2 separate regions of the Mus musculus genome follow, and region 2 is linked to region 1. Evidence: chromatin loops called from intact Hi-C (ENCODE). Cell type or tissue: heart. All regions are shown on one strand. Links, peaks and the distances in the headings refer to the core of each region. The heading gives the core; the rest is flanking DNA. Region 1 holds the start of Stk32b (serine/threonine kinase 32B). Region 2 overlaps Stk32b (serine/threonine kinase 32B).

Region 1 (15,757 bases), core at 4,105-12,104:
TGGAGAGAAGTTGGAAAAGCTTCCTTGGTTTGCCATTTGCCCACAGTGGTGGCCTTGTACACACACACACACACACACACACACACACTTCACCCTGAGCATCAACACTACCCTAGATCACAATAGCAGACATTGCCTCTGACCTGTCCTTATCACTTTAAAAAAAAGATTTATTTATTATTATATCTAAGTACGCTGTAGCTGCCTTCAGACACACCAGAAGAGGACGTCAGATCTCATTACAGATGGTTGTGAGCCACAATGTGGTTTCTGGACTTTGAACTCAGGACCTTTGGAAGAGCAGTCGGTGCTCTTAACCACTGAGTCATCTCTCCAGCCCCCGACAAACAAACTTTTGAGGCGATTAACTACTCCACATACCCAAATCCTCCAATCAGTGCCTGGTATAGGGTAAGCTCTGGGGTTTCCTGTTATATTCTTGTAATGCTAGCCCCCATATTTTTGTAATGCTAGCCCCATAAACTCAGTTCCAACCACCAAACACAAGCATTCACACTGGACCCTGAAGGGTTCACAGTCAGGACCTTGGCATGCTAGCCCAGGACAGGGCCTAGCAAGAGGAATGAATGAATGAATGAATGAATGGTGCCTTTTGTTGCTTCCCCTCCTGATGGGCCCCATGGGGGCTGCAGCTGCAGCTGGGGCAAGTCCACCAGCCTTTCCTGCTGGCCCAGAGCCCTGGAGCCCCCTTCTCCTGCTGCCCACGCAGGCTGCCTCATTTGAGAAGTCAGGCTCCCTCCCTTGGGAAGCACTTTGAGTGTTTTGGCCTCTGGCCTTCCAGGAAGCCCCATAGCCAGCACACACCCAAGGCAGGAAGCAGAGAGAAACATTTAAATCTTTGACTAGAAGCCAGGGCAGAGACCACTGCAGAAGCTGGCACAGCCCCTCCAGGTTGTTGGCACGGTGAGCGGTGCTAAGTGCAACCTCTGGGTTTTATAAACATCTTATTTGAATGGTTCCTTTCTTCCTTCAGAGGAAGGCATAGTTTTAGGGGGTGCGGTTTGCTGTGGCATAAGTAAAGGAGTCAGGAAGGGTCAAAAGATCTCTGTGCAGAAGGCTTCTACTTCTAGCACTTTCTCTTCACAATCACCTTGATGGGTATAAAATCCCATGACTACACCACAACTCTGAATCAGAAGAGCTGATAGGTCAGCTCAGCATTATTTTGCCTGCTTCTGACTCCTGGTAAGAGGCTGAGGTGGTACGGACATGAAGCCCAAACTCCTCACAGTGTGGAAGTCCCCAAACTATTCTTTCTCACTGTGGAGACCCAAGTGTACGGAAACTCACCCAGGCCCTGGGTTCTCAGCATGAGTGTTACAAAGGTGTTTTGTGAATTGAGATTCATTCACTGCACAGAGGACATAAAGTCCTGGGCTGGGCTGATTCCTCAGTTGACAAAGTGCTTATTGTAAAAGCACAAAGACCAGTGTTCAATCCCCAAAACCCATATGGAAAAAAGAAAAATCCAGGCACTAATGGCACATATGTGTAACTGCAGTACTAGGGAAGTGGAGACAGGTGGATCCCTCAAGTCAGGCTTGCTGGTCAGCCAGCCTAGTCTAATCTGAAAACCCCAGGGCAACAAGAGACCCAGTCTCAAAAACGAAGAACCAAACAACCTCCCACCAAAGCAAAATAAGTTGGTGTAGTCAGGTGGCTCAGCAGGTAAAGGCACGTCTCTCCACTCTCGGGGACCTGAATTTCATCCCTAGAATCTCACAGGGTGGAAAGAGAGGAATGATTCCCACAGACTCTCCTCTGATCTCCACACCTTCACTATGGTAGGTAATGCACTCCCTAGTGCACAAGTGAATACAGTAAATGTAAATGTAAAAACCCAAGGGAGATGGAACTGAGGAGCAATGACACCCAGGCTTGTTCTCCAACCTATGCACATGCAACACACACACACACACACACACACACACACACACACGTGCACACACACACACACACACACACACACACACACACACACTCATACACTCATACACATACCCCCTCTCTCTTTCTCTCTCTCATAATCACACATATCACACTCACCCTTTTCTCTCTCACACACACACACACCACATTCACACTCATACACTCACACGCACAGAGGTTGGATCTTCATGTTTGTGTTCAGTGCATGCCTTTCTCACTTGCAGAAAGGGTCATTCCTGTCTCAAAGGCTGGCATGAAGGAACTATAATCAAGGATGCTGGAGAAACCCGAAATCTGCTGTGAGCATCCAGTACAGGGACCACACCTGGCCAGTTTCCTAGTGAACATCCAGCACTTAGAACAGTTCCTGATGCCCAGAAGGCATGTAACATGGCTGCTAGACAGAGTTGCAGTCAACAGCAGATACTCCCTTGGCTGTAATGGGTGGGGATAAGACCTCTGTGGTGGAAAGGGCTCTATTCAGTAGGGAGCAGTAACATACTTCAACCTCCACATTTAGTAGTTTGGCCTTGCCCTCCCTCCCATGTGGAGGGACATCCTGTTGGGGGAGACTAGACTGTGGGCAATATGCGTGAGTCCGGTCTCTCCATATACAAGAGTCCCAGGAATCCAACTTAGGTCTTCAGGTTTGATGGCAAGTGTAATATGTCTAATGCTAATGTGATGGTTAGACAAAAGCAAGGGTCATCTGGTCATAGGGGAAACCTTAATTAAGAAAAGGCCTCCTTGGGGACAAGGGGAGGGGTAATGGAGGAGAGGCTTGGGAGGGTGGGGATGGGAGGAAGGGAGGGAGCAGGGACTGTAATCGGGAGGAGAAGTGAATAAATAAATAAAGTTCTAAAATGTCTCCTTGCTGCATGGTGGTGGTGGTGCACACCTTTGATCCTAGCACTTGGGAGACAGAGGTAGGCAGATCTCTGAGTTTGAGGACAACCTGGTCTACAGAGCAAGTTCTAGGCCAGCCAGAGCTACACAGAGAAACCCTGTCTCACAAACAAACAAACAAACAGCAAACACAAAAACAAAACACAAAACAAAACAAAACCCTCCATCAAACTGTCATGCAGGCAAAAATGTGGGGCATTTTCTTACTGACTGAGGTAGAAGGGCCCATCCTGCTGTGGCATATGGTCCTGGGTTCTATAAGAGAGAAAACTGGGAAAGCCATAGAAAGCAATTCAATAATCAGGGCACCTCCATAGTCTCTGACTGAGTTCCTGCCTCCAGGTTCCTGCCTTGAGTTCTTATCCTAACTTCCCTTCATGATGTAAGCTGAAATTAACTCTTTTCCTCATCATTGTTTTTTTTGGCCATGGTGTTTAACATAGCCACAGAGAGCAAACTAGGACAGCCACCCTGGCAGCCTACACTCACGGCTGTTTAGACCTTGGTGAGCTCTCTGTTGGGTCATTGTCCCCAAAGCTCACCATCAACACACAGAGGTATGTGCTGGTGCTGAAGACGAGGGCAGACAGACAGAATAGGCACAAGCAATTACAGATGCACCTAGATCCGATGCTGCAGTTTTGCCGTATCTCTGTGTGTTCATGTGTGTATGTAGTTGTGTGTGCACATGGTATGAGTGAGGACAACCTTGGGTTTCAGTCTTCAGGTGCTGTCCATCTCTTATCTTAGACAGGGTTTCTTACTAGTTTGGAACTCCAGAGATGAGCTGGCCTGGCCGTCAAGCTTCTGGAATCCACTTGTCTCCGCCTCCCATCTCATCTTTGCTGTGACTCCTACCAAATACATGAGGCTTTTTGTTGGGGGAGGGGGCTTTGGAGATCCAAACTCAGGCTCTCGTACTTGTTAGGAAAGTTTTCTGACGACCGAGCCATCTTTCCAGTCCAATGTTATGAATTTATTATGAAAAGACCTCCACAGGCTCATGTATTTGAACACTTGGTCCCCAGCCTGTGGTGCTGTTTTGGAGATTGTGAACTCTTTTGGATACAGGGACCTACATGGCAGGTATAGGGCCCTAGGAGTGGAGCGCTGGTCTTGTAGGGCTCTGCTTTCTGGCTTGAGCTCTCTGGTTTCTGGTCTATGGAGACCCAAGAGCCCCATGTGCAACTCTGTCATGCTATGCCTTCTCCACCATGATGGACAGTAGTCCCCTCTCAAACCATGAGGACAAGTAAAAACCTTGCTCCTGTAAGTTGTTCACATAAGGTCTTCTCAGGGAGAAAAGTGAACGGGCAGGAGAATGATGAGCCTGTAACCCAGGAAGCTTCAGAAACCTATGCCCCCTCTTCAGAGGGGAGCTTGAAAGAGGAACAGGTAATTTTGATAGGTCTAAATAGTCACTAGGGGGAAATGAATGGCTGGTGACAGTTTTGGGGACTCTGGAAGGGAAGAAGCAGAAAGTCACCAAGGATTATACTCTCACTGTCCAGATAGGTCTCCCCGAGAATCCCAGGTAATCCAGAACAAACACCAGTTCTTCCTCTCAGTAGTGACTAGGATTCTGTGGTTACAGGATCGGATGCCCAGGGAGGGGCTGTGTCAGCTTTAACTCTTTTAGAAGTTTTTAGTCAAATGAAAGCACTTTAGTGATAGCCCCTTCTGAAGGGGAGCTGGGGGAGGAATCAAGATGATAGAGACGGGACAGGGAGCAGCATCAAGATTTCGTTATTGAGATCATGATGAGATAGATCATCAACATGCTTTGGGGGAATCATTTCTCAAGTCCAGACATCAAGAAAATGTTCCCCTATTTTATAAATGAAGAATTGACTTAGAGGACTTAGCCGTGTACATGTGTACACTCACAAACACACTTCCCTGTGTTCACGACACTCCTTTAAGCCTCTAAGAATCCTTATAAACCAGGCAGGAATATAGGGGAAACACACTTGATCGGATGTTGCCTTTGGCAGTTGGGAAACTCTTCCTGCCCAGCCTGGTTCACATTGCAACTGTAGTCTTCCACAAACACATAACTCGAGGGCACCGTGGAGCTACGCTGCAAATTGTTTTAATGTAAGAATGAGCAGTTCAGATCTTGCAGGGTTATAAGTTCCAAACTATAAAAATAACTCCAGGGGAGCCTTGCAATGCCAAGAAATGCAGACACCCACAGTGGGAGCAATTTATAAACCCTATGTTGACTGAACACACACACAACACACACCAGGATGTGCAGTAAAATTGTGCTTTGAAATGCTGAGTTTTTAATCACCAGGGATAACTGCCCGTGCAAGGGAGACGAGTCTCAATCACAGGGCTGCACGTGCAAGCCCTGCCTTATCTCAGTGAGCCACAAACAGCCTGATCATTTTCTCTCTTTGTAAGGCACAAGGCTGCCAGGCAGAATGACTCAAACTGTAACGCCAGCAGACAGTATTTACTCTAGGCAAACCAGACTTAAGTTTTAAATAAAATAGGCTTAACATAAACGATAACAAGATCTGATCTGGGAGACCCTTAAAAAATAATAATGGTTTGGCACAGAAGACACCCTGCTCCAGGGAACAACATTAGCTTCCACGGTGAGATCAAGTTACAGAAAACCAAGCGTTACAGTCCTAGGCATGGTGAGCCACAAATGCAGGAGTAGCCAGTGGATCTGGCTTCGCGTTCTCAGCAATAGAACAAGTGTTCAGGAGACAGCAATTTGCAAATATAAAACACAAAAGGACAGTCTCCCTCAGCATCTGTCTTTGAAGCTGGAGAGTAATGGGAAAACACACTCCTAGTTTCCCTTGTCTAATTTACAAAGGGATTCTTAAACAATGCCTGCCCTGCCCTGCAGTTTATAAATAAAAGCCCAGCAGGCTTGGGTTGGGGACAGTGATGGATTTTATTTTATGAAATAGTTTTTGTTTTGCATAGAGTTATGCCCCCACAAAACTGTATCAGCTTCGAGGAAAGAAGGACAGACCGGGGACCAGCCTCATCTGAAGCACAGCTGGAGTCAAGTTCAGACTTTCTCTCCTGGGGGACTGATGGCACCCAGCACGTGTAGGTTGTAGAAAAGGAAGGGTCTTTCTTCAGAATGATTCAGATAGATGCTGCTAGTATCATGTGACCAATGCTTTGCACCATGAAGACTCGTGGCTGAGGTTTCTGGAGGACACTACGGTCAGCTGTCCTTAAGACCAGAGGTGACAGAGGTCGGTACCACTCACCAACTAGCTCCCATTCCATTCCTGGAGACTTCTGGGTTGAACAGGAGCCTCTTGGGCCATTGGGGAAGCCCCATTCCAGTAAAACTGAAGGGAAGTTCACATGGGAGGCATCTAGGAGCAAAGTAGGTAACATAGGCAGCAGAGAATGAGGACTTGTAGCCCCTAGAGAAGGAATACCTGGAGCCAGAAGCTAGACCATGCCAGAAGTTGCACTGCATAGATTCTTCCACAGATTCCTTAAAGGGACTAGTGAGGTGAGCACCCTAGCTTTGGACTTCTGGTCTCCTAAGGAGCAAAAATAAACTCGTGTTCCTCCTCCGCCTCCTCCTCTTCTTTTCTTTAAGACAGGGTTTCTTGGTGTGACTCTGGCTGTCCTGGAACTCACTGTGTAGACCAGGCTGGTCTTTAACTCAGAGATCTGCCTGCCTCTGTCTTCTAAGTGCTGGGATTTCCGTTCTTTCAAGCCATTGAGTTTGCAGAGACATTTTAATGATCTTAATGGCACTAAGGAGCAGCCATTTAACTCCAAGAGCCTCCTTTTCTTCATCTGAAAACACAGGGACAATTGTACCACCTCCGTTGTGTGCCACAGGAACTATAGCAGTAACACATGCCTTATGAAATCAGGGGCAATGTTTGAAAGACTTTTCAAAGTGAAAGTACCATTGTTTTTACTAATTGTTAACATAAGAAAAACACTTAGAAGAAAAATATAAAAGCTGAATTTATTTGTAACTCTCAAAACAGTCACTCTTCCATTCTGGGTCACCACCATGTCCTTTCAGCAAATCTGATAGACATTTGATTTTGGAATTTGAATCTTTTTTTTCCCCATTAGCCTTTGATATCAGCTTAGCCTTCTAATGCTATATTCTTCCTCCATATGGGTGATGAGGGTACTTGACTGCCAGGGCCATCATGAGGGTTGGGGGGACAGCTCATGGGATGCAATTAAGACTCAGAGTCTAGCACACCATGTCTAAGTGAGAGAAGGAGGAGGAGGAAGAGGAGGAAGAGGAAGGTAAAGAGGAAAGTGGTTGCTGGACTGAGCAACCCACCAAGATTGGACACAGAGTTTGGCACACAGTGCTCAATAAAACAACTATTCTTTTTGACTATTCTAGAAGGCATCTTTCTCTCTTGACTGTGGGAACTGTACAGGTAACTCTCCATCCTCTACCCCTATCTGCCGATTCTCTTTGCTCTTCCATGCCTAGCTGAAGACCCCTCTCTCCTAAGAAGCCCTCACAGATAGCATGTGTGGTTTGATGTCTCCCCTTGACCCTTACAGGCCCAGGTTCACTTCGTGTCACCACTAAAGCCTCCTACACTCCGGTATGAAGCCATACCTTGTCTTAGTCCACTGCATTTCTAGTTCCTGACCCATTAGAAGTATTAGCAAACATTGTCTGAACAATGCCAAGAGGAGAGGGAGCAGATGTTCAAGGTCGGTCTCTCTGGTCTTCCAGGGAGGGGCAGACAAATGGCTTTCCTATCACCAAGGATCCTGGGAACCTTTCTAACAGCAAAATCACAGAGACCATCTTTGCTGATATGGCTATTACTTTCAAATGCATATCAGCCAAGTATTCTGTGATAATGCTTCAAAACACATAGCTTTCTGTCACAGCTTCTAAGAGCTCCTCCCTCTCTCGCCTGAGCTAGGAGGCAGAAGATGCCCACACAGCAACTCATGATCCAAGGCAACAGCACACACTCATGCCATGCTCACTGTGTTCCAGAGATCACTATCAAGCCCCTTATTCCCCAACATGAGCCCTGAGAAGGTAGATGTGCCATTAGTCCCATTGCTCAAATGGAGGGACTGAGGCCAGAAGAGATTGTACGATTTATTCATACAATAATACCCCTAGAATGGGGTAAAGACTTGGCACTGTCTGAATTTCTCCCACTGACTCTTGAGGTGTTTCCTGTGTTCTGCATTTGGCCATGCTGGATCTGGTGTAGCTTGGCCACACCACTGAAGCTCTTTGGTGCAAGGAGGAACACGTGTGCTTGTCTTTATTAACCTCCCATCAGGCGCTCTTGCTTCTTTTATACATATTACAGCAACCTGGGTATCATCCCATACCACAGAGGAGAACCCCAGGACTGGCACACAAACATCAGGTGTGTGTAGTCTTCTAGATGAGACCAATTGGATGAGAAGCAGTTAAGTCAGTCAGGTGAGGGTGGAGCCGACTCCTTTTTCTCCCCCTTCCTCCCCGTGGAGTCTAAAAGTTGTGTTGGTCAAAAAGGACACGGTGGGGTAGAGGACAGAAGGAAGGGAATAGGTTTGGAAGACCCAAAAAAGAGCCTTAGCTTTCTCACAGTGGCTCCCAGTGCCCAGCAGGTGGCAGGATGTGGCCAGAGATAACCCGACCCTGGGAAGTCTGGGCCAGCAGCCGGTGCTGCCAGGTAATGTCTGCCTCCTGGGGAGTTTGTGCCGCCCACTCTGGCCCCAGCAAGCCTAGGGTCCTTAGGCATCCTGGTCTCTGGAAAGACAATCCCCGTCCCTCCGCCAGCTCCCTCAAGCTCGCCCCAGCTGCTGCAGAAGCCCAGACCCAGATGTGAACCCTGCCCCAATCCGGAGGACCCAGACAGGCAATTTCCAAAAAACGTACTTTTTTTTTTTTTTTTTTTTTTTTTTTTTTTTTTTTTTTAAACATAAACGGCAGCCTCATAGGCCTCAGTTTCTTAATGTACAACGAGAGAGGTTACATATTAGACATCGATTGTCTGGGCCCTCCTTTCACTCATTTAAACATCCCGGAAAACAAAGAAGCCTGTGGCGGAGCCAGTGGGTGAGCGCAGTTCTGAGTCTATACGAACTGTCAAACGCTGCGGGTGGGGAGTCCCGGGAACCCAGCAGCTCCAGGGAGGCCCCTTCCCTCGGAGTCCCCGCCTACCCGACTGTGAAGTGGGGGGCGGTGGCTTCTAACTCTTGGCTGAGATCCGGGTCCACGCCCCCTCCTCCTGCTGCACGCCCTCCCACCCTCCTTTCTCGCCTCTTCCTCCTCCTTTTTCCTCACCACCGTTGTGAGCAGAGCTGCACGGTGGTCTGGGCTCAGGGAGTCCCCGGGTTTCCATCCGTGTATTGTGCGTCATGGAGAGAATCGGGTGAGGGCTCAGGGGGTGCGGTGATCGCAGCGGGGTGACACCCTGGAGGAGGGGTGACCACACGGTCCCCATCCCTGCCCTGCAATCGGCCCCCTCCACACACGCTACAACCCTGGCTGGCTGCTCTCACCCAGGCTGCATCCCAGGGCTCTCATCCTGCACACTGCATCCCAAGAGCATCCTGGATCCCGTATCGCTGTGAGAATCCTGCATCTGACATCCCGAAAGGAGAGGCCGGGCATGTAGTAGCGGCAGTAGCGGCGGAATATGGGCGGGAACCACTCCCACAAGCCCCCAGTGTTTGATGAGAACGAAGAAGGTAAGAGCCTCCCTAACAGGAGCCGCCACTCCCCACATCCCCTGGGCGTCCCTTCCTTTTGCTATCCTTCACTGAGCGCCTGCTGAGTGTAGCGCAAGGGTCTCAGCACAGCCTTGTCAACCTCGCACTGGCTGTGCACCGGCCCAGTGCTAGGCATAGAGCTTCTACTTGGCCACTTCTTAGGCTCTAGTGCTTTTTGGAAGCCCAGATCATGCTGAACCTAGAGTTGGGACAGAAGACTGGGAGAGGAAAAGGGGACTCAAGGTATCACTTGGGGGAGGGGGCGTCACAGGGAAGATCTTGCTTCACAGTAGAGTAGGGGGCGTTGCTCCTGCTCAGCATTCTGGGACTCCAAGGTGGCCTTTAGAACTTGAGGATAACACAGAAGTGGCCTACTGGGTGAAAGTGCACAACGCACAACGTGTGTGTGTGTGGGAGGGGGGGAGAGGGAGAGAGAGAGAGAGAGAGAGAGAGAGAGAGAGAGAGAGAGAGAGAGAGAGACCCCACCTATTTGGTATCAGGACCGCATATTTGGTATCAGGACGGCATAAGGAAACTTTTTGTAGCTGAAGTCAGTGGCTCTGAGGAAGGAGCCCTGCTTGGGGCTAGCTTCTTGGTAGGGAGTATTGTAGGCTATCAACCTTGTATAGATGCCTGGTCTGGAGAGTCCTTGTAGCTAATGGTGGCAGGATTTGGTAAATGGGTATTTGGCTGAGCAAAAGTGTAAGAAGTTTTCTTAGCATTTACTTTCAATATCATGTGTCCTGGGACTCAACCCCTCTGAATCCTCATTTCATCCGTATCTGTGAAGGTTCCTAATCAGGTCGTTGGAAGTTCAATCATTACTCACATGTGGAAAGTGTCTTACAGACACCTGCGTTGGTTAATAACCTACTGTGTGATAACATACACTGGCTTCTCTCTGCCTATCTATCTCCACCGTGCCCCAAATGCTAGGCATCCTGAGCTTTCTTTTATGTCAGCTGCTGTGCTGGGCTTACTCAGTCCTCACAGATCCCAGTGGAACAGGTACTTTTCTTGTGGCTGTTTTGTAGGGGTGGGAGAGAAATCGAGAGAGACAGAGAGAGACAGAGAGACATACACAGAGAGACACACACAGAGAGAGAGAGACACACACACATACACATACACACACACACACACACAGAGAGAGAGAGAGAGAGAGAGAGAGAGAGAGGGGAACACCCCAATCATAGACTAAAACCTGAAAGCTGAGGTCATCCTCTGTACAGGGTACATAAGGTTTCTAGAACCTTCAAGGCTGGCCCTCTCAAAACGGTGAGACCCCACTTAGGTGCAGACACCTGCTGATCCAGCCAGGTAGTCCTTCCTTGCAGGAGGCCATGTCTGGTGGGTCTGAATGAACATCCTTGGTGATAGGCAGGGAGGGCTCAGTATGGCTACAGGTTGTTTGGTAGCCCCGATCTTCTTGGTCTTCAGACTGGAGTGGGCTAGTAGAAGCCAGAGACAGTAGAGGCTCTGTATGTGCCAGAGGGAGTTAGGACTTCCATGTAGCTTTGCCCCCGTTTAGAAGTCCATGGGTATAGCCCGAGTCAAGGTCACACTGATAGTTTTCTTAACATCTCTATCTTTTAAAAACAGGTTGAGTTTTACATGTATACATCAGGTTTTCATCGACAGTTATTTCGTCTAGCACAATCCTGATATTAGTTCTCTTCCTTGAAACACACCTCTACATATAACACTAGCATTTATTAACAATTAGCACTCTGAAATCATACCTAGTTTTTTCCCTGCCCCAGAGAAATTTAAACTCACCTTAATCAAATACCCCAAAGTATTGTATATTATATATTTGTGTGGTAGATCATAGATTTCTAAAGAAAATAAGTCTCTAAATTAAATAAAAGAGTTTCTCATTGGGTGTAAAGACAACAATGGGATACCTTTAGCCTGTAACTATATTTTATAATTATTCTTGTTTGATGTCACCATTTATTACTCCCACCTTACAAAAATACCAAATACGGTCAGTAAGACGCCCCCCCTCCCATATCTAATGTCTATGTGTTTTTTTTTTTTTTCAGAAAAGTACCCCTTTCTTTCATGCTTAACTCTCAGAGGGGACTTGCCACCTCTGTGGCAATGACCCCATTCATGCTTTCTTAGCTCTAAAATATTTACTGTAATCGATGTTTTGGTTTTCCTGTCTTGGTTTCCCATCCAGATTCTGTCAAACTTGGGTAAGCCATCTGTTTTGGTGCAGGGTGAAGTACAAGTCTGGGACTCTCCAGTGCAGTGGAGCATGAACACATGGGCCTTCCAGCCATCCCCACGCATTTCCTGTGCACGTGTGGAGTACAGTCTGCCAGTTCATGTATTCCATATGCATTTACATATAATCTTTCTCACACTTACTCCATGCTGGGTGCCAGGAGTGGAGCCATTGCAGAGGGGTCCTCACCCTGGGAGGGTAAACTCTTCTCTACACTCGAGTCTTGCAGAAGTGTCAGCAAGACTTTCCTGGGGAAAGGCATTTCTAAAGATGGGAACAGAATGTACAAAGGCAGTTGGTAAAGATAAAGCAGGGTTCATTTGGGAATCTGGCAGAGCCTTTTGTGCATCCGAGGAAGGTGGAGCCTTAATCAAAAGCCCCTGAATACCAGACCAGCCTCAAAGGGTCCAGGGTTATCTGGATGTGTGGAGTTGATCTTTCAGGAATTCTGGAGGTACTGAAGGGTTTTAGGCAGGGGGTAGTGGGAGTCAGTGAACCAGCATGCTTCCCCAAGCGGCTGAGGTGCTAGCTCCTAAACACACCTAATATTAAGGACTCAAATGGATAAACTACAGCTGGAAGTTTGCCAGTGTATAACTGTTCTCCTTTCTCAGAGGGTGAGGGGGCGGACATGGCACTTACTGTGTTCTGATAACAGTTGTCATGCTAAAGCCTTCAGCAAGAAGCTCGGCAGGGCATGTTCATGTCCCAGGAAGAATGGCTGTGCCAAGGTATTGGCAGTGTTTCTCTCTTAGTGGCATGTGAAATAGCAGTGTGCTTACTATAATGGCATCTGCGGTAAGGTGGAAGTTGGAGCTTTCCCCCACCCGAGCCTCTTTGAGCGAATGATATAAAACCAACAGCACATGCTTTTGCTGGAACTCACTGGCTTGGGCCACTTGGTCCCTTCTGTATCTGCTTCAAGCCCTGGTCCTGGCTAGCATGTAGATTACCAGCATGGCCTCCATGCTGCCCTCCTGCCTTGTCATCTGGGTACAGAAGCCAGGTCTCTGTTCAGTTCCCCTCTGTCTCACTCTTCTCTGGTCCTAGAGGCAAGTCACATGAAAATTAGGATGAAAGTAAAGTCCTGCATATGCCCACTCAGACCCACCGTCGGGGCACTCACTCCCTTCTTATCCCAGCCAACTTTGAACTTGGTCCATGTTTCCCTCCCCCTCGCCCCCCCCCCCCCAGATCTTCACGAGGGCTTCACTGACCTCTCTGCTCTCTGCTCACCCCTTGCTGCATTTTCTTTCTGCCAATCATCATCACCTACCGTACTATTGGCAGGGTTATTTTCTTAATTACCAGCCATGTTGGTTTTCTGTCACTGTAACAAAATACCTGAGCCAAACAACTTCTAAGGACAGGTCTGTTTTAGTTCATAGTTTCTGAGGGTCTGGACCCTCATCACTTGGCTCTGCTGGTTTTAGCCTGTGGTGGGATGGCATTATGGTCATGGCAAAAGATATGTGTCCAGAAAAGTAGCATCCCGGAGACAGAAAGAGACAGGAGGAAGCTAGGGTCCCAGGATGCCTTCTAAGGATGTCACCAAGTCACTACTTTCTGCTTCTGAATCCATGTCATTTACTCATTGGTAGAGAAAGGCCAGTGAACTGAGGACAGGTTGAGGGGTAAGTGAATGGATACACCGAGGAAAGCCAGCTGGACATCAGGAGGACACATCTTAGGGAACCTGGCAGCTGGTTGTATTGCAGCTTGTCTGTGATACAATAGCTGACAAGCACCTTAAAGAGGAAGGGCTTATTCTGGCTCACAGTTTAATGGGACACAGTCTGTCATGGGAAAAAAAAAAGGCTTGGCAGCTAGATGGGGAGTCCGCTGGTTACATTATATCTGCACTTAGGAAGCAGAGAGGGGACAGGAAGTGGGGTTTGTTTGTTTATATAAATTGTAAAGCCCACCCTGTCATAATCCACTTCCTCCAGCCAGCTCCACCTCCAACAGGCTCCACAACCTTTCCAAATGGTAACACCAGCTGAGGACCAAGTGTTCAAAAACACAAGCCTGTGGAAGATGTTTCACATTGAGGCCTCAGCACTGCTGATTGGTTATATCGGTCTCGACGGTGAAGGTGCCTCTTGGGATAAGTCAACTTACACGTCTCATTTAAATGAACAAAGAGGGCTGGTCAGAGAGGCACAGGGGTTTTATAGCAGAGTAGCAACCGGTGTGGCTCACCTTTATCAGGTCCCATCTCCCAAAGGTTTCACCTGCCATTGGTGGCATAGGTGGGTAGGTAACCAAGTCTTTGGCAGATGGGCCTCTGGAGATCTTTTGCTTCCAAATCATGGTGCAATGGGTCTTCTACATCACTGCAAATGCAGTAAGGAGGAAACCAAAGGGTAGGCTCGTGAAAGGTTGGAGCTCTGTTGAGATGGGAACTTCATGAGAATTCCTGTGTCTCAAGGTCTAAAAGAACCCCCGGAGTAGAACTGAGATGCTAATAAACTCTGTGCATGTGAGTGAGTGCCAATCTCTTCAGCCACAGCTTAGTTCGGCTTCTCCAGTAGTCTCTGGAACCTTCCCTCATTCGTCTTCTGCTTTCCTCTGCATGTTTTATGCTAGGACAGACTTTCTTCTCATGGAACCCACCAGCAACTGCGATTCCAAGTGGAGGAGAGAGCTCATATCCCTCAGATCACTGCAGGGTCACCGATGACTGGTTCCTGTTAAGACTTTAACCATTCTGTAAGCAGGGAGATCGGGTGCACTAAGCAGCCAGCCCAGATGTTTAGGCCTTGTTTCGACACTGGGTAGAGTCACCTCTACTTGAGACACTCTGGTACATGTGGGGAAAAAAATCTGAAGAAGACCAGAATGCCAACAGAAGGAGGGCAAGTAGATGTTGCAGTGAGTCCAAATATTGTTCAAACAGTGATGACACCAACAACCACGACCGAACTTAAACCACCTCTCCAGCTCTTACCAGGGAAGGGCACAGTGGTTTGGGACTCTCCAACTTATGCAATTGTTAAATCTCATGTTAGTCAACTCTCCACTAGATACCAACGTATCTGATGTAAATGGTTTGTAAAAGACAGTTTATTTTGACTCATAGATCTGCAAGTTTCTACCCTTGATCAATCAGCCCCCGCTGTTTCAGATGTGTAGTGAGGCTGGTCACATGTTTCATGTGGTGGAGGAAAACCTTCTGCTATGAAGCAAAAGTGAACAGTAGAACCAAGGTAGAACTCTCCCTGAGGGCAAGGCTCCAGTAGCTGGCAGACGTCCTATTTAGGGACCCCTATCTTGATTGTCTCCCACTATGCTGGGGAGTGTGAGCCTTTGGGCAGCGTTCAGCATCCAAAGAGTATCACAGACCACTTTTTAAATGAGTCTGCAACCTCTTTGAAGAGTGGCAATGGCTTGCTTTTTTTCCCCCTTTTCACCTGCCAGGCCCAGGATAGAATCACTGAAGAACATTGGGAAGCAATGCCTGAGTGTAGGCTGAAGGTGGTCCCTTATTCTCTCTCTCTCTCTCTCTCTCTCTCTCTCTCTCTCCCTCCCTCCCTCTCTCTCTCTCTCTCTCTCTCTCTCTCTCTCTCTCTCTCTCTCTGTGTGTGTGTGTGTGTGTGTGTGTGTGTATGTGTGTGTGAATTTTCTGTGTCCCTCTGGGTTCTGAAGCCACCGAGGAGTGAACACAGAAGACATCACAGTTTTATCTTATAAGTGGCATTTGTGTGGACTTTAGAGTGAATTGGGCTTCCTGCTTCCGTTCTCAGGTTTCTATCTTGGAACAAACAGGCAGGGAATTGAGTGTGCAGAATGGATGGTATGCTGCAATCAGCTTGGCAGTTCCCAGTCTCAGGATTCAGGGAGCCCAGGAGACAGCCCCACACAGCAAAAACCGAGGTGTGTGCACCAGGCAGTCTGTAGTGTTAAAACATTGTTTGCATGCAGTGACTCCAGATATCAATTTTCCTTCTGTTGAAAGAG
Region 2 (15,757 bases), core at 4,388-12,387, 260 kb after region 1:
GAAGAAAACTGATTCCCACAAGTTGTTCTCTGATCACTAAATATATACTGTGTCACTGTAAGACACACACACACACACACACACACACACACACACACACACACACTAAATAAATAGATGCAATTCTGAAACAGAATCTTGGACTGGGTTCAAATTCACTCAGCCAATTTAACACATTGACCTGAAGATATTTAGGAATATATAGATGTGTGATAGTATGATGATCTAGGGGTGCATAGGGTTGCAATTTCAACTGGGTGTTTTGAGTACTATAGTGGAATCGTATACCCTCCAGTCCAGGACAGGTGAATTAACTTTCTGCAGTGTATCCATGCTGTATATGCTACCTTCCCATCAGTTGCCCAGACATCTAAGTTATCAGTAGACTATCACAGTATGTCAGTGCTTGTGTTAATATGACCCTGACATGGGAACCTACAATTCACCCATCTCCCTTCACCTTATTGTGTATCTCACATCATCACAGGAGAATGAAGAAAGTATAATGAAATATTTTCCGAGAAAAAGAGAAAATATATTCACATAATTCTCAGGCGATCTATCACTTTGATCTATTTTATCACTTGCTTTTGTTTAGTCTCTTCCTGGACCTGCTTTATAAGTGGAACATTATCCTAGTGGGTAGGTATAGAGGGTGGAAAACAGCATATTCTGGTGGTATTAAGGCCTCTACTGACTTCTGTACAGGCTTGAGACTGCAAGCAGATTGCAGAATTGAGTCGCCATCTAGAGCGGTTCCCTGAATCAATAACCTGCAGTGCCCTACTGAGAGATAAAAGCAAAATGGTCCCAGAATCCTGTCAAGATATTGCCAATCCATGCAATTGTGTTGAGCTCCTTTGAAACTGTTTGAGGGTACTGGCACTCAAAAGGCCCTGGGAAGCCAAGCAGGATGAATGCAGCTGGACCTCATGATTCTAAGGCAGGTCCCCTTTGCTGTGGGCATTGGCTAGCCTTCCCAGAGCTGGCATCCCTGTGGAGAACCATGTCTACAGCAGCTGGCATGGCAGTAAGATGTTTTGTTCCAGTACATTGCCATGGTCTGCATCACAAGGCAGAGAGGAGACCCACTCAGCCTCAAGAACAGACCAACGCAGGAAGCTCTAGGGGTGGGGCTGGATACAAAGCTCCTAAAGGAGTCAGGGGGCAATAATGATATCTAGCCAAAGGCAGCACATAAGAAAAGATAAAAAATGAGCAACAAACTGAGCCTTTTCCTCCCAGAAGACATCTTTGAGCTGGACCAGCTCCATGGAGACAGAGGAGACCTAGTGGATATAGTACCCTCTATGGATATATATAGTGTAAAGTACCCACTATGGATGAGAAGATGGAGGAGGAAGGACCAGATCCCCAATCCCCAGGCAACCCAGTCCTTCCTGGCATTCTCCAGGACCAGGGGAAAGGGTTTGATGCCAGAAACCTGAGACCCATTTGATCCCAGCTTTCCCAAGCTAGATGGGTGATCCTGACAAGTCCCTTACCTGACAAGTTGCTTCTTGTGACTGTAGAACAAACTTTCCTAAGCCAGGCTTAAAACCACAGAGAAGCTGTTCCTTGAGGTTCTAGAAGCTGGAATTGAGCTAGCATGGTGTGGTAGAGCCATTCTTGCTCAGAAGGCTTGGCTGGGGGTGGGGGATGTCCCTCCACTTGCTCCAGCTCAGGCAGCCTCAGGTGTCCCTGGGCTGCCTCCTCACTCCATGCTTCATCTCCCTCTTCACACAGCCATCCTGTGTCTTAGATCACCCCTCATCTCTCTTATAAATACATCACTCATGGGATTTAGGACCAAATCTAAACCTTGATGCTTTTTATCTTGACACCCTCCGTTATAGCTTCAAAGGTCCTATTTCAGAATGTGATGGTATTCACAAGTACTGGGAGTGAAGCTTGGGGACCTGCCATTCAGCCCACGAGGACCCTCTTGCTTCTGCTTCCTCATCACAGACTGCCTTCTGCACCTGTCCCACTGAGCGCTGAAAGGATTCAATTTGTTCAGAACCACAGCAGCTGGCAGCCACAGTGCTGTCATTCACTAAGCAATGCATACCAGGACTTTGCCGGGTTCTCAGCTCCCATCTGGCTTCTGCATTGTGATTCCTGACCACAAAAGCAGCTGTGCAGGGTTTATGACATCAACGTTTCTGTTCTGTCATCAGCCACAAGAGTGCAGAGAGGGGAGAATCAGTTTCACCGCAACTGCAAATGTCTGCCATCTCCTATTCATGGGAACCTGGTAGCATCCCTCACCTGCAGCTTCTACACCGAGTCTCAAGTGTGAGCTGGACTGTGGGCATGGCAGGGACTTGTAGGAAGCACTGGGATGCACTTGACACACGCTGTACTCATGGGCACACCTGGGAAGCTGTCACAAGGTCATAGTGTCCAGGCTCTAGGACTGCATAGACAAACATCATGCAAGCCTTTCTCTCCCAGATCTCTTAAGTCAGGAAGAAGCCAGACAAGTAAATGGATCTGGGCGCATTAAGTTCCCATGGGTTCCTCTAGATCAATGGCTGCCTTCGCGATGGGATGGAGTAAAGAACAAGTGAGATCATTGACTTCGGAGTCTGCTGATTTAGGGATAGATGGGAAAGTACACACAAAAACAAAGTTGAAAATCCAAGACCTGCAGTATTTGAAGAAAGCTAATTCATACGGCAGGAAGGGTAGATTTTTGAATGGTCTCCACCTCTCTGCTAGGCGGTACTGGGTGGGTGGCATGACAATGGAAGGGAAGCCTTGTGTAACAATCAGACTACCATTGATAAAGTTTTCAGTTTACAGAGTGTCTGGTGTGAGCCAGGTGTCCTGCAGGCAGCTGCTGAATTGTCCCAGCCATCTGGTTCTTCTAGTTCCATTTGTGTTACTGTAATAGAATACTGGGACCTAAAGCAACTTTGGAGAAAAGAGGCTTAAGCTTACAGTTCTGGGTTACAGTCGATCCTCGTGGGGAAGTCACAGCGGCAGGAGCTTGAGACAGCCGATCATATCAGACCCACAGACAAGAGCAGAGAGAAATCAACATATGAATGCTCACTTGCTTATGCTCAGATCAGTTCTTTCACTCATACAGTTCAAGACCTTTTGCTTAGGGAATGGTACCACCCACAGTTGGCAGGATCTTCCCACATCAGTTAACTTAGTTAAAATAATCTCTCAGAGACATACCTTTGAGCCATCCCCACATAGACAACCCTTCATTGAGATTCTCCTCCCAGAGGATTCTAAGTTGTGTCACATTCGCAAAGATAATAAATATACAAATGAATAAACCATAATTACTACCCACATTTGTCAAAACAGGTAAAGACACTAAGTGATGTGTTAAACTCTATTCCAGCCAAACCCACTGTCTTCCTATTTCTAACACAACAAGTCGCTATTTTCTCAAGCTCTAAATTCCATCATTCTCCAGAAATAGAACATGATTCCACACTGAAAGAATGTTGGTCAGACAGGGATTTGGCCAAAGTAGGAAGCACTATTCAGTTTTTCCTGTCTCAGCCATGTGACTTCCCATCCACCCATAGACTCTCCCTGAACCTCATCTGTTAAAGGTGTTAAATGGTAGCACATCCCAAGAGGCTGTAGTATCAAGGGGAGGGAAGCTTGTGGACAAGAACACACTATTAAAATGTAGAGTGAAAGAAAAACAGAAGCTAGCTAGAATCTGGGATCTGGGATCAGGGATCTAGGATCTGGGATCTGACTGTTCATCTGATTTAAGCTCTAGATTCAACATAGTCAGATACTAGTGGAGAATCCAGCCAACCTGATCTTTCTTACCTGCCCTGTTCCAATCTCTCCTTGATGCCCTCAGTGCCACCTAAAGCCTTGACAGCTTCGGTCCAGTGGCTCTCTAGAACAACGGAGAGGTAAAACTCACATAACATCAGATTAGCCATGTCGACTTGTGCCATCCCGGAGTGGGTAGCAAACCCCTCCACACTGCTCTACAACCTTTCCTTCTATCTCTTTTCAAAAATGTTGCCTCTGCCAGGGACATAAACCCATTGCCCCCTCAGGCAGCTGCCACCTCCTCACTCCTTCCTTTGCCACCAAAAGTCCATTCTGTTTCCTCTCTGTCTTACTCCATGCCTGGATCATTCATGAGCTGGGCTGCAGGTACAGAGTCCTCAGCATCCTAATAGCTGGCCACCTGGCCTATGTTGATACTGAGACAGAATGGCAATTGTCCAAACCCATGTGCTCAGGTCTTACTTTCCACTGTAGGAGTGAGCTATACTAGGGTCTCTCCATGGACAAGTACCTCACTGGCTGTTAGCATAGGAACACACACTCAGTCCCTTTCTGCTAATTCCAAAGTATCTCCCCAGGAGCAGGATCTGGTGGTAGTAAAAGTCTCAGCAGGCTTGTCTTCCTGTGCTCAAGTCAAGCTTTGGCTGATATTCTCTCTGCCTTGTCATTACAGCCCCTGAAGTCTTCCAGGTGTATGTGGATGGAGGCCCTGGGTACTCATACCCCGTGGACTGGTGGTCACTGGGTGTCACAGCCTATGAGCTGCTCCGAGGCTGGGTAAGTCCTGTAGAAGGGAGGACTTCAATCTGCAAAGCTGCTGAGATGCCAGGAGGGGGTGCTGGACCAGGATTTTGGCCACCCCTCAGAGGGCTCCATCTCCATCTCAGCCACTTACTGTTTTGATAGGGAAAGAAATCCTTCTTCGTGCCCAGGGAAGGAGGTCACAGAAGGTTGAAGCACCCTGGCCTTTGATTTTTCAAACCCCTTCCTCTGCACCCACAGTTGCATGCAAGCCCAACTTCCCCACTTCTTGCTTGGGTATCCTCTCTCATTTCTCTTTCCTCTCTCCCCATCCTTCTCAAACATATGACTCAGGAATCTCTAAGGGCGATATGGGACAGTCAGTGCCTGGTTTTATTTTGGGACTAGTCTGCATGAATTGCTGAAAATGATGGAGCCATCTGATAACCAACACCTCACAGTTTTATTTAAGTACAAACTCTTGTGACCAAACTACCTCTGAAGTGTGTTTTCCTTGCACAAGTATAATTGGAAAATGTCAACTCACCTCCCCAACCCATTGTTTCCTCAGCTATGTAATGGACAAAATGGCATTAGGGGACATTTGTCCCTGGACTGTGGCACTCTCCCTGCTTTAACTGTCTCTGTTCATCCAATGCCCAAAACAAAGTTTTGCAAGTCTTAACACAAGTTTGCATCTATTTGCTTATGTGGATATTCATGACAACAGAGGGCAGCATCCATGAAGGCAGTATCTTATTTTAGTGGGAGAATCCCTTCTTTAGGATAGTGTAAATGAATGAATGCTTCTTGAATGAATGAATGAATGAATGAATGAATGAATGAATCAGTCAAACAAACAAACAAACAAACAAACAAACAAACAAACAATGATGAAAGCATCCTGTACCCGAACTCCTCCACGAGCACAAAGATTCTCACTCTAGTTCGGCCAACTATTTTTCTGCTCTCGAACTCAGTTATTTCCACGAATTCCTCGAAAGCTTAATTGCAGTGCATGGCATTTTTAGAACGCAGAGAAAATGAGGACTTGTTTGCTTCCTCAAGCACTGAATGGAAGGCTTGGCACTCCATGGGCTCGCTTGTTTCTGGCAGTTCCTTTTTGGCTCTGCAGCCAACAGGGAACACAAGCATTCCCCAATCCCAGATGAACCAGGATGCTTGTCCTCCAGAGGCTGCGCGGTTAATGCAATCCTTCATGCAGGTGACCTTGTTGCACAGTGGCCCTCAAAAGTGGAAGCCTGCCAGCAGAAAGCATGCTGGCTGTTATTCCTCAAGGGCCAGTGATGGCTTGGCAAAGAAGCCCAAGAATGGAAGAAAGCCTGCTTCTTAAAAATTAAGTTCCTCGTGTCTCATTCTTGAGTTTTCTTTTTTTTTTTTTTTTTTTTTTTTAGATTTATTTATTTATTATATGTAAGTACATTGTAGCTGTCTTCAGACACTCCAGAAGAGGGAGTCAGATCTCGTTAGGGATGGTTGTGAGCCACCATGTGGTTGCTGGGACTTGAACTCTGGACCTTCGGAAGAGCAGTCGGGTGCTCTAACCCACTGAGCCATCTCACCAGCCCCATTCTTGAGTTTTCTACTTCAAGGGAAGAGAGAGAGTCACGGGGTCAGTGAGGGCCTGTGGTACAGGGACGATGTAAGTACTAGAAAGACCACCTGTTAGGAACTGGCTGAGCCTTTTTCCCAACTGTCTTTGCATGTCAGCGTTGTCTACCAGAGGGGCGGTGAGTGGTGAAATGGGTTGCTCTCTGGGTTTCATGCTGGAAACCACTGATTTAGCCAAATGACCAGTTCAATAGCCCCTCACCTTGCTCCGTTTATTTGTAGACTGTGGATTCGGAAGTCATCCATTGTCCTGGCCATTCCTTCCAGGCTGTCACTGACAGCCAGGCTGTCACTGTCACTTCCAGGCTGTCACTGACAGTTCTGACAGAACTGAGACTCCTCGCTTTCCAAAGACAGGGAAAGCATCAGGGGCTTCCCCACTGGAGTTGCAGGAGCCTGGAGCTGGGGAACTCCAGAAAAGGCACGTGGGGACTCGTGCTACTCCTGTGGCTTGTTCGCCAGCATCTCAGAAATGCTCTAGTTCTGACAGAAAGCAGCTGTCTCTCCCATGAGGAGTTCTCACCACACGGGAAGAACAAAGGGACCTGGTCTCCTGTGCAAACAAGTAGAACTTGTTTACAATCTGGGCAAGGGATGCAAGGGACACAGCATCTCTTGGAACCCAGAGCAGAATGTGAACTCCTACTCCTGCAAACCTACCTTGGAACAAACAACCCAGGTGAGCGCCACCAGCAATTGCAGTTTAAACACGGAGCGAGCTGCCATCAGCCTGCAGCTCTTGAACCGAAAAGGCAGACTGGAGCACCGACTGGGTGGAAGGAGACTCCGCCTCCTGACCACGTCCTCCTGGAAGATACTTAGTGACCTGCAGCATGGACACTATCCCTGCTAGCTGGACGCCACCCTAACAGATGGTCACGTTTGGGATCCAGAGGGCTCCTCACTTGCAGAGAGAAGTCACTTCCCACAGCTTCCACAAACAGGGAGTTTTCCTTCTTCCTCAATGGAAGGGTGCTTCCTTATAATAGGAAGACTGAGAGGAACCTCACTGGCTCATCAGGAACCACGTTTGGTGACCTTAACTCAGCAGGACTTGTAAACAGTCAGGGAGCTCAGATCCTCTGGCAACTTCTGTTGTCTCCCCAGCAGGGATTTGTGGAGATTTAATGACCTAGTGATGTAAATTACCCATCACATTCTGGTCCCTAGTGGTCAGCACTGTACAAGCTCTAGCTTTCTAACCTCAACAAGACTCACACCCAGAGAAGCCTGCTGTGGTCTCAGCACAGCACCCTTCAAGGGCTTAGCATCCTTCAAACACTATGAGGCTGGGCCCAGCCTGGTTACCACCTATTAGACAATAAGGCTTCAGGTGTGCCAGCTGAAACACTTATCCACACTGTAATTCATGCTTAACTTGTCTGAGATAATGAATATGGTCTCTGTGGAGTATGGAGGGGGGGATGTAACCAGAGAGAGCCCTGGCAGCATGGGGCTGAGGGACAGAGTGCTGAAGACAATGTCATCATGTAAGTTGCATGGTCCCATGGAGGCTGTGGATGCAGCTCAGGCATGGAAGACATTACTAGGAAGAGCAGAGGGGAGTTCTCGAATGACAGCTAAGATGACTCATCTGTGAACCACACTGCTGTTGGCAATGGTGTGAGTGAGGCAGAGGAGGCAGGCCGAGGCAGACTCACCCATCGCTGAATCCCACCACGTGTCATAGGGCAGTCAGGGAACTTCCGTAAAGGACTCTGAGGGCTTTGCTTGGTACATGGTACAGTGATGTACTTTAGACTTATTCAGGGAAGTAACAGAGCAGTAGTTACATGTGGATATATGCCTGGGCATCACCTGTTTCCAGCTTCTGCTACAAGAGGAGATCCTAGTATATGAGGTCTAACTCCAGTGCTGAGGATATTTGGGGTCAAGGCTGATAATGAGGTGATTCTGCACACTAGCAACAGCAGACTGAATGACGCCTGCCTGGGAGGCAATGGTGCAAGAGAGATCCTATCAGTAGAGGGTGAGGCTTGGAGACCCAGTAGGGACCATGCTGCCCTCCTAGCTTGACTACCAACAACTTGCCTCCCTGTGTGTTCCCTCTTGCCTTTGTCTCCAGCCAGCAGCTGTTGGGGACTGTAAGCAAAAGTATTTGGGGTATAGAGAGGCCAAATCAATAAAGGAAGGAGATCTGGAATACCTCAGAGAGAGAGAGAGGCCCAGTGCAGAACCAAGGACCGCTGTGTGCACCACTGGAGCAGGGCTCCACCTAATGGGGAGGCTGCTGGCTGTCCCAGTGAAGGACAGACCACAGTGCCTGGAGTCAGAGTTGGAAGGTGATTCTGCTCTTTCCAGGGCCCGTTATCACGGGGACTCCAGCTTTCTCATCAGTTCTCTGTGGAGATCATTTCCAGGGGGGGGGTGGGGGTGGGGGAATCATGCTCAGGATTTAGAGTCTCAAATTGCCTGTAGGCCGGTTATTCTGAATAAAGAGAATAGAAAGCACACAGAGGATTCGATGGTCTGCCTGCCATACTCTAGCAGAAGAAACGGCAGGCCCATGCCAGTTCTCTCCCGTTTTATGCTTCCATTTAGTGGCAAATTGCCTTTTTTAACAAAGTGAGTTTCCTGGAATAAAGACATACCTGCACTCTGCAATAAGCTACCTGTTTCCTGCTGCTGGAAACCACTCTTGCCAGCAGGACTTGCAATCACCGTACCTTCTAAAGAGAGCAGCTTCTGAGAAAGGGCGTCCTGAGGACAATGGAGCAAAGTGTCAGTGCAGGCTGGCTCTGTTACAGGCCTTAATAGTTGCTGTTTAACTCGGAGGAAGGTCTGTGCCTCCATGCCCACCCAAACAGAGGAGGGCTAAACCTGGGGCCCCCAAGTTAGAAGCACCTCAGCTGAGTCACCCCAGGATGACTTTAAATGTACATGCCACCTATGTCTGAAGGTTAAAGTTCTCATAGTCAACGATGGGTTATGGCACAGTTTGCGAAGCACTATGGGCATAAGAACCTGAGTTTGATCCCCTAAAATCTTTGTAAAAGAAAGTTGGGTACAGTAGCAAGCACCTGTAACCCTAAGGCTGGGGAGGCAGAAACTGGAGGTTCCCAGGAACTCTCTAGCCAGCCAGTCTAACCCATTCGGTGACCTTCAGGTTGAGAAAGAGAGTGAGAATGAAGAAGTCACTCAAGGTCAACTTGTGGCCTACACACAGATGCACACATGAGCATGAATACACATGCATGTATATATACTCACATACAAAGTTCTCACAAGCATGGCTTCTGTAGGTGTCCTCCCAGTATTCACACAGACCCAACACATATAATGTCTGACTCTTCATAGACCTGCTCAGCCAAGACAGAGAGAGGTGCTGGCCACTCTTCCTGCAGATGAAGTATGGGACTAATGGTGTCCCTGTGGGTACTCAATGGCAGGTATCAGTACTCCAGCCTGTGACTCACCCGGCTGCTGAGTGAGTCCTGCCTCTTCCACTCACAGACAAATACCTCAGCCTCCTATGTCCAAGACAATCCATCCATGCCCTCTTCTTGCATTACACTGCCTTGCTGAGATAGAAGAGCCCATAGCATCTTTAAGGAGATAGAAATGGTTTTCCATCACCACACAGTCCTTGAACAAGAGGGTACTGCCTCTACCAACACATTCTTTCTGATTCTGGCATCATCCTTTGTTGCAGAGGCCATATGAGATCCACTCAGCCACACCCATTGATGAGATTCTCAACATGTTCAAGGTGGAGCGTGTCCACTACTCCTCCACGTGGTGTGAGGGGATGGTGTCCCTGCTGAAGAAGGTAAGAGGTTGGACAGCTGTGTGGAAGTGATGACTAATGCACTAACACCCAGCACAGTGGGGTGTGTGTCAGCCTGGCCCAGGCTCTTCCCAGTCCACTGCAAGTTCCTATTAAACAGAAATACCTACTGCATGTAGGTATTAGGAAGGGCTGCTAGGAGAATGTGTGCTGTGGTCCTGACCACTCCATGTGGAGAGTTAAGATGTTTCTGCAATGACAGTGGCAGTACCAACAAGAAGGGTGTCACATTCCTCTTTAGCACATGCTAGGTCCTTACCAATCCTGTTGGTCCTCACCCTGGCCCTGTGATGAAAGTAAGGGACTCCTCCTCTTCCCAGGAGACAACAACAGCCAATCTCAGGAGGGCTCCTGGCCATTGGACATTTCCTTTATGTGAGAGTCCCAGGGATGAGCCCTGTCCTGTTGTGTTTATCCCCACGGGCTTTGCATCTCACAAATTAGAGTGTTTTAAAAGACAGTGCAGGAGCTGAGGAGATGGCTCATTTTGGCCAAGTGCTTGCTTTGCAAGCATGGCAGCCTGAGTTTAAACCCACACCACCCACCAACACGTCTGAGTTCAGCAGTATGCCACCCTTAGAAGGAAGAGACAGGAGGATCTCCGAGGCTTGCTGGTCAATCTAGCTGAGCCCATGAGCTACAGGTTCAGTGAGACTCTACCACTAAACTAAGATGGAGAGCAATTAGAAAGACATGGAAACCCTGGCCTCCACATACTCATGCACACAGGGTTATGCACACACATCTACATATATGCACACACATCTACACATATGCATACATATCTATACATATGCACACACATCTACACATATGCACACACATCTACACATATGCATACACATCTACACATATGCACACACATACACACATATACTCACACATCTACACATATGCATATACAAAAAGAAAATGCAAAGTATTGACCTGGAGCTATTCATTTTTTTAATTAATTTTTTTATTTAGTGTGTATAAATGTTTTGTCTGCATGTACATATGTGTATCACATACATGGCCTAATGCCTGTAGACGTTTTTGAGCTAAAATGTGAGTCCTGGGACCCAAATCTGGGGTCTTATGCACAGCCAGCTAGTGCTCTTAACCACTGAGACACCTTGCCAGTCCCTCTGTAGCTGTTTTTTATACTCTAGCTCCATTAGCAGAAACTGGCCTTCAAGAGAAGTTAAAAGTGGACCACTCAGTTAGGATGCAGAGGTCACCTTGTAACTCCTGAGGGAACATTCCGTTTCACTCTTGTGAAACCAAGTCAGAAGTCCTCTGATGAGGCAGCCAGCCTGTTCTTTCCAATCAAAGCTTTCGTGAACATCAGAGAGAGGCTGCTTATCAGAGGGCTGAAAACTTAGTCTCTCCCCAAGGGTAGCTTGCCAGATGACCTTAGAGAAATGAGTTGACCTTGAAGTCCCTCCCTTGCTATAGCAGTACATTTAGCATTCCAGAGAGAACCCAGACCCAAACGGGGCAGGCCACTGCCAAGCATAGCATGCAAGGACACCCTAAGTGTTGGGTGAGGAGTCATGTTCCAAGTCCATGCTCATCCCTATGGGATACACCGTTCACAGTGTGCCTTTGCCCTCTAACTGCAGCTGCTGACCAAGGACCCTGAGAGCCGCTTGTCAAGTCTTCGTGACATCCAGAGCATGACCTACCTGGCTGACATGAACTGGGATGCAGTATTCGAGAAGGCCCTGATGCCTGGCTTTGTGCCCAATGTGAGTCATATCACCCCCTTCCATGGGTCCCTTCCTGGTATTAAGCCTGACCCCTGCCACTGACTGGTGAACCCCCTGAAAGTCACCGAAGTAAGGCACCAACAGATTCACACTTCACCTAGATCCAGGGTATGTGGACCAGACTTCCAAGGTGTGCTTCTTGCAGTGGAGCCAAGGGCTGCTGAGAGCCCCTGGTCTCTCCTGCCCTTCTGAACAGATGTCAAGGACTGTGTTAGTGCAGATGTTGATTGGTCACAGGGAGCCTTCCATCCCTTGGGAGCTCATCCTCCTCATTGGACCAGAAGGCACTGGAGGTCCTCAGTTTGCTACTGTCACATGTGTGTATGTGTGGGTGCTCAGGGCCAGCAGGGCTAAATGTGGGCTCTGCTCTGGGATTGTTCTTCGAGCCTCCCAGGCGTTGGCTCCTAGAAGCTTCACACCAGCCGGAGAGTGGATCTTGTTAGTGTTCTGGGTGAGGTTAAATAATTTTCCCAAGATGACCTGGGACGAGGCCAGCAGAGCTGGATCTCAGGCAAGGCAGGATCCAGGGCCTGCATCTGAGTGAATGAATGGATGGATGGCGGGCCACTCAGGAGAGAGGTGAGTCTGAGTTCAGGCTTTCCCTTGGGGGTGGACAAATGCTGAGGTCAAATTTGCACAACAGGAAAGGGATTCTTAGCCAAGGTGAAGAAGTCAATTATGATAGGAGCCAGGATCCATGGGACTCACAGTAGAACCCGACAAACAGAACAGAGATCAATGTGTGTATGGGGGGTACTGAGGGGCAGAGAGCAGCCCCAAATATCCTCCTCCATTTTCTCCTGTCAGCCTCATTACCCTCATCTTATAGCTGCGGAAAGTGAGCCTCGCAAAGGTTTTGTGAGTTGTGTTGGAAGAGCCTGGATTAGTTACGGTTCTATCTGGGGAGCCCCACCTGCCTCCCACTCTCTGGTTGTATCAACACTCACCACTTTTGAGACAGTCTGACAGCTCTGGCCACATTGGCGTGGTCAGCAGACCCTAGCTTGTGACTTAGGTTTCAAGCTGGCAGTCCTGTGGTGTTACCCAGACTGTGACACAGCCAAGAAAATACTTGTTCTTAAAGGGGCAGACACTGGAAGCTTAACAGGTCTCTCTCGGTGAATCCTAGCAGTCTTTGAGGCTGTGCATCCCATACAAGGGTGGACCCAGGGCAAAGGTCATGTGTAATCCAGAATTGCTCAACTGGGGTGTGGAGAGGACAGGCTTCTTGTCTTGGAGGCTGCACCTGGCCTGGATTCTCTTAACTAGAAGCCTCACAGGCCAGCAACATGAAAACAGAAAGGACTACAGTAGTAGTTCTACTACTTTCTAAAATCATAGGGTAGTTCTTTGGAAGACAGATCTTTCCCTGTCACCCTGAGTCCCTATAAGTGAGGATGCCTGCTATAAACCAGAGAACTGCAATACTGTGCTTCCCTGTGTGGCTGCAGAGCTGTTGATGCCATAGTCACAGGGCTGCATAGCTAATGGGTGGGTCATCAAGGTGCCAGCCATCAAAGACTGAGAACCCTGATATGAGGGTCTAGGCCTATAAGTCAGGGAGGGTGGAGACGCAGGCCTCTAGCAGGGCCTGTTCCGAGGATAGACAGCTCTAGCTATGAAAACAGGAACTGGTAACCAGGAGATGTTGATCAGAAATGTTATTTAGGTAGAGGCAAGGAAGCTTTCTGTTTGTCTGAGGCTAGCTAGTACTACATAGTAAGACTCTGTCTCTGCCAAGGTTATCTCAAAAGTTCATTAATTAAACTTTAAAATAAATTATAAAAAGTATAATAAGAAAAATAATGACCTGTGATTGTGTCTATAATGAAATAATTAGTAAAAATAAAGAAAATTTGCATGTATAAACAGTCACAGGATTTAGACCAGTGCTCCCCAAACTGTGGGTTGTGACTCCATGGGGGTACAATGACCCTTTTATAGGGGTTACCTGAGACCATCAGATATTTACATTACAATCCATAACAGTAGCAAAAGTACAGTTATGAAGTAGCAATGAAAATAATTTTATGCTTGGACTTCACTACAGCATGAGGAAGTGTATGAAAGGGTCGAAACATCAGGAAGGTTGAGAGCCGCTGAGGTGGACAGAGAGTTAACAGGGCATGGTTGCCCAGCTGGGACTGTGTCTCTGAACCGATGGTGTGTGTGGTTAGGCCACACTGATTATATTATCAGAGAGAAACATGAGGCATCCCAGGGTGACAGCTAACGGTTGCCACATGTGAAGATGCCTGGGCTATGGGCAGAGGATGATGTGACAGATAATAACCATGAAACGTGTTTTTCTTTCTGCTTCCCTTCAGAAAGGGAGACTGAACTGTGACCCCACATTTGAACTTGAAGAAATGATTCTAGAATCCAAGCCACTTCACAAAAAGAAGAAGAGGTTGGCCAAGCATAGGTCCAGAGACAGCACAAAGGACAGCTGTCCCCTGGTGAGCCCTCAGGGGAGGATTCTGTGGGGAAGGAGGGAGGTATGGAGGACAGACCCCTCTTATTCAAAGGTACACTTCAGCCCACAGCCTTCCTTTCCCTCCCTCTGTGTCCTTGGGGAAGTAGTGCCAGGGCCCCACTAGATCCCAATCCCGTAGATCCCCACACTCCTTGTATAAAATGGTGTTGTGCTGGGTATAAAACCCAGGCACATTCCCCATATGCTTCAGATTGCTTTGGGATTACTTCCATTACTTGACACAGCCCAAATGCTGTGTATAACATAGGTGGTGGACATTGCTGTTCAACACTTATCTCACCAGCACAGGCTCAACTGCAAAGTTCACAAGTAAGACATACTGGGTGATAACACTTAGCTGGACCTCTGGGACACAGGAGAGGCTAAGGATGGTGACTTTCATGTCACTCCTTTCTTGTGGATTTTGTGTAGTGTCCAGTGCACTTCAAATCTTCGGTTTTGCTTTATGGAACCTTCTGAAATTTCTTTGTTTCTCAGTATTTTCAGACTACAGTTGGTTGGATCTGAGGTCACAGAGAGTTGACTTACTATTTTTTTTTTGAAGTAAATCAAATGCCTCTGGCATATGAATGATCTCTTATAATACTGATATATACAAGGATGACTGAAGAGGGAGTGCCCATATTCTTGCCATCCACACTGAGAACCCCAGGGACAATACAGGGCACCCCAGTCTCTGTGCACCTTTTAATAAGGGTCTATCCTGCAGGGACCCCCACAGGCTGCATTGTGACAGCCCATCACAGTGGAAAATGCGTGATAGCATGAGCTTGAAGCAGCTGATCACATGGTGTCCACAGTCAGAACACACAGAGAGAGGGATGCTGGTGCCTGGTTCATTCTCTCCATTTTATTCATTTTGGTACCAAGCTCATTGAGATGGTGCCACCCACATTTAAAGTGAGTCTTCCCATCTCAGTTAATCCAGTTTAGAATCTCTCTCACAGGTAAGCCCAGCAGTTTGTCTCCTGGGTTGTTCTAGATCCTGTCACTTTGTCCTAGCCCATCACTGGCTGGCTGTCCTTCTCACATAGGCATCTTAGTGTTGAGCAGCAACATGAATCAGAACTCTGGGGATCTGAGAATCTTGCTTGACTTTTTCTCAGCCAATGAGATAAACACAGTCTTGCCACCTACACCATCACTTAGAACTCCAGTCTCACCCCTAGGTCAACCATACCCTGCAACTCCCCTACTTCTCATTCCTGTGAAGGGTTTATGTGTGCACTCTGACCTCTGAACTAATTATTTCATCATGTGTCTCTCGTGTCGCTAGCCATTATACCATCTCAGCTCTTCTAGCTTTCCTAAGATTGCCCAGCTGGCAACTCTATCCTTCCACCTTCCCCTCCAACTTCCTGTGGCCTGTCTCTGAGTCTCTGTGCTCTTTGTGCAAAGACACCCCACTGGCTTCAGCACCCATAACATTCCACCCTGCCTCACCTTAACGTGATTATACCTGCAAAGACCTGGTCTCAGATAAGGCCACATTAAGACCCTATGGCTTAATGAACATACTCTTTGGGGACAAAACTCAGTCCATAA

What was found. A loop is a pair of places that touch in the nucleus more often than their neighbours do. Peaks named below come from ENCODE experiments on the same cell type or tissue, not always from the same donor. Only the 100,000 strongest peaks of a DNase experiment are listed, where the experiment ranks them.
Region 2: a loop joins it to region 1, with 20 times the contacts of the local background. A loop is called at or near these places in 3 of 42 quality-filtered maps.

The regions. Positions count from the first base shown.
Region 1 is chr5:37,710,518-37,726,274 of GRCm38, reverse strand. Stk32b (serine/threonine kinase 32B) reads left to right here and starts at 9,122. Exons shown (of 12, transcript NM_022416.2): 1 at 9,122-9,540. The coding sequence starts at 9,489. In heart, for the core only: a CTCF peak has its summit at 8,446 (motif pointing right); DNase peaks (open chromatin) are centred at 8,374 and 9,164; H3K4me3 peaks cover 1,547 bases; H3K27me3 peaks cover 4,110 bases.
Region 2 is chr5:37,455,539-37,471,295 of GRCm38, reverse strand. Stk32b (serine/threonine kinase 32B) reads left to right here. Exons shown (of 12, transcript NM_022416.2): 7 at 4,457-4,560; 8 at 9,830-9,946; 9 at 11,569-11,694; 10 at 14,043-14,174. Among named protein-coding and RNA genes, the nearest start is that of Evc2, 120 kb to the right of the region's middle. In heart, for the core only: a CTCF peak has its summit at 8,386; no DNase peak of the experiment used is centred there.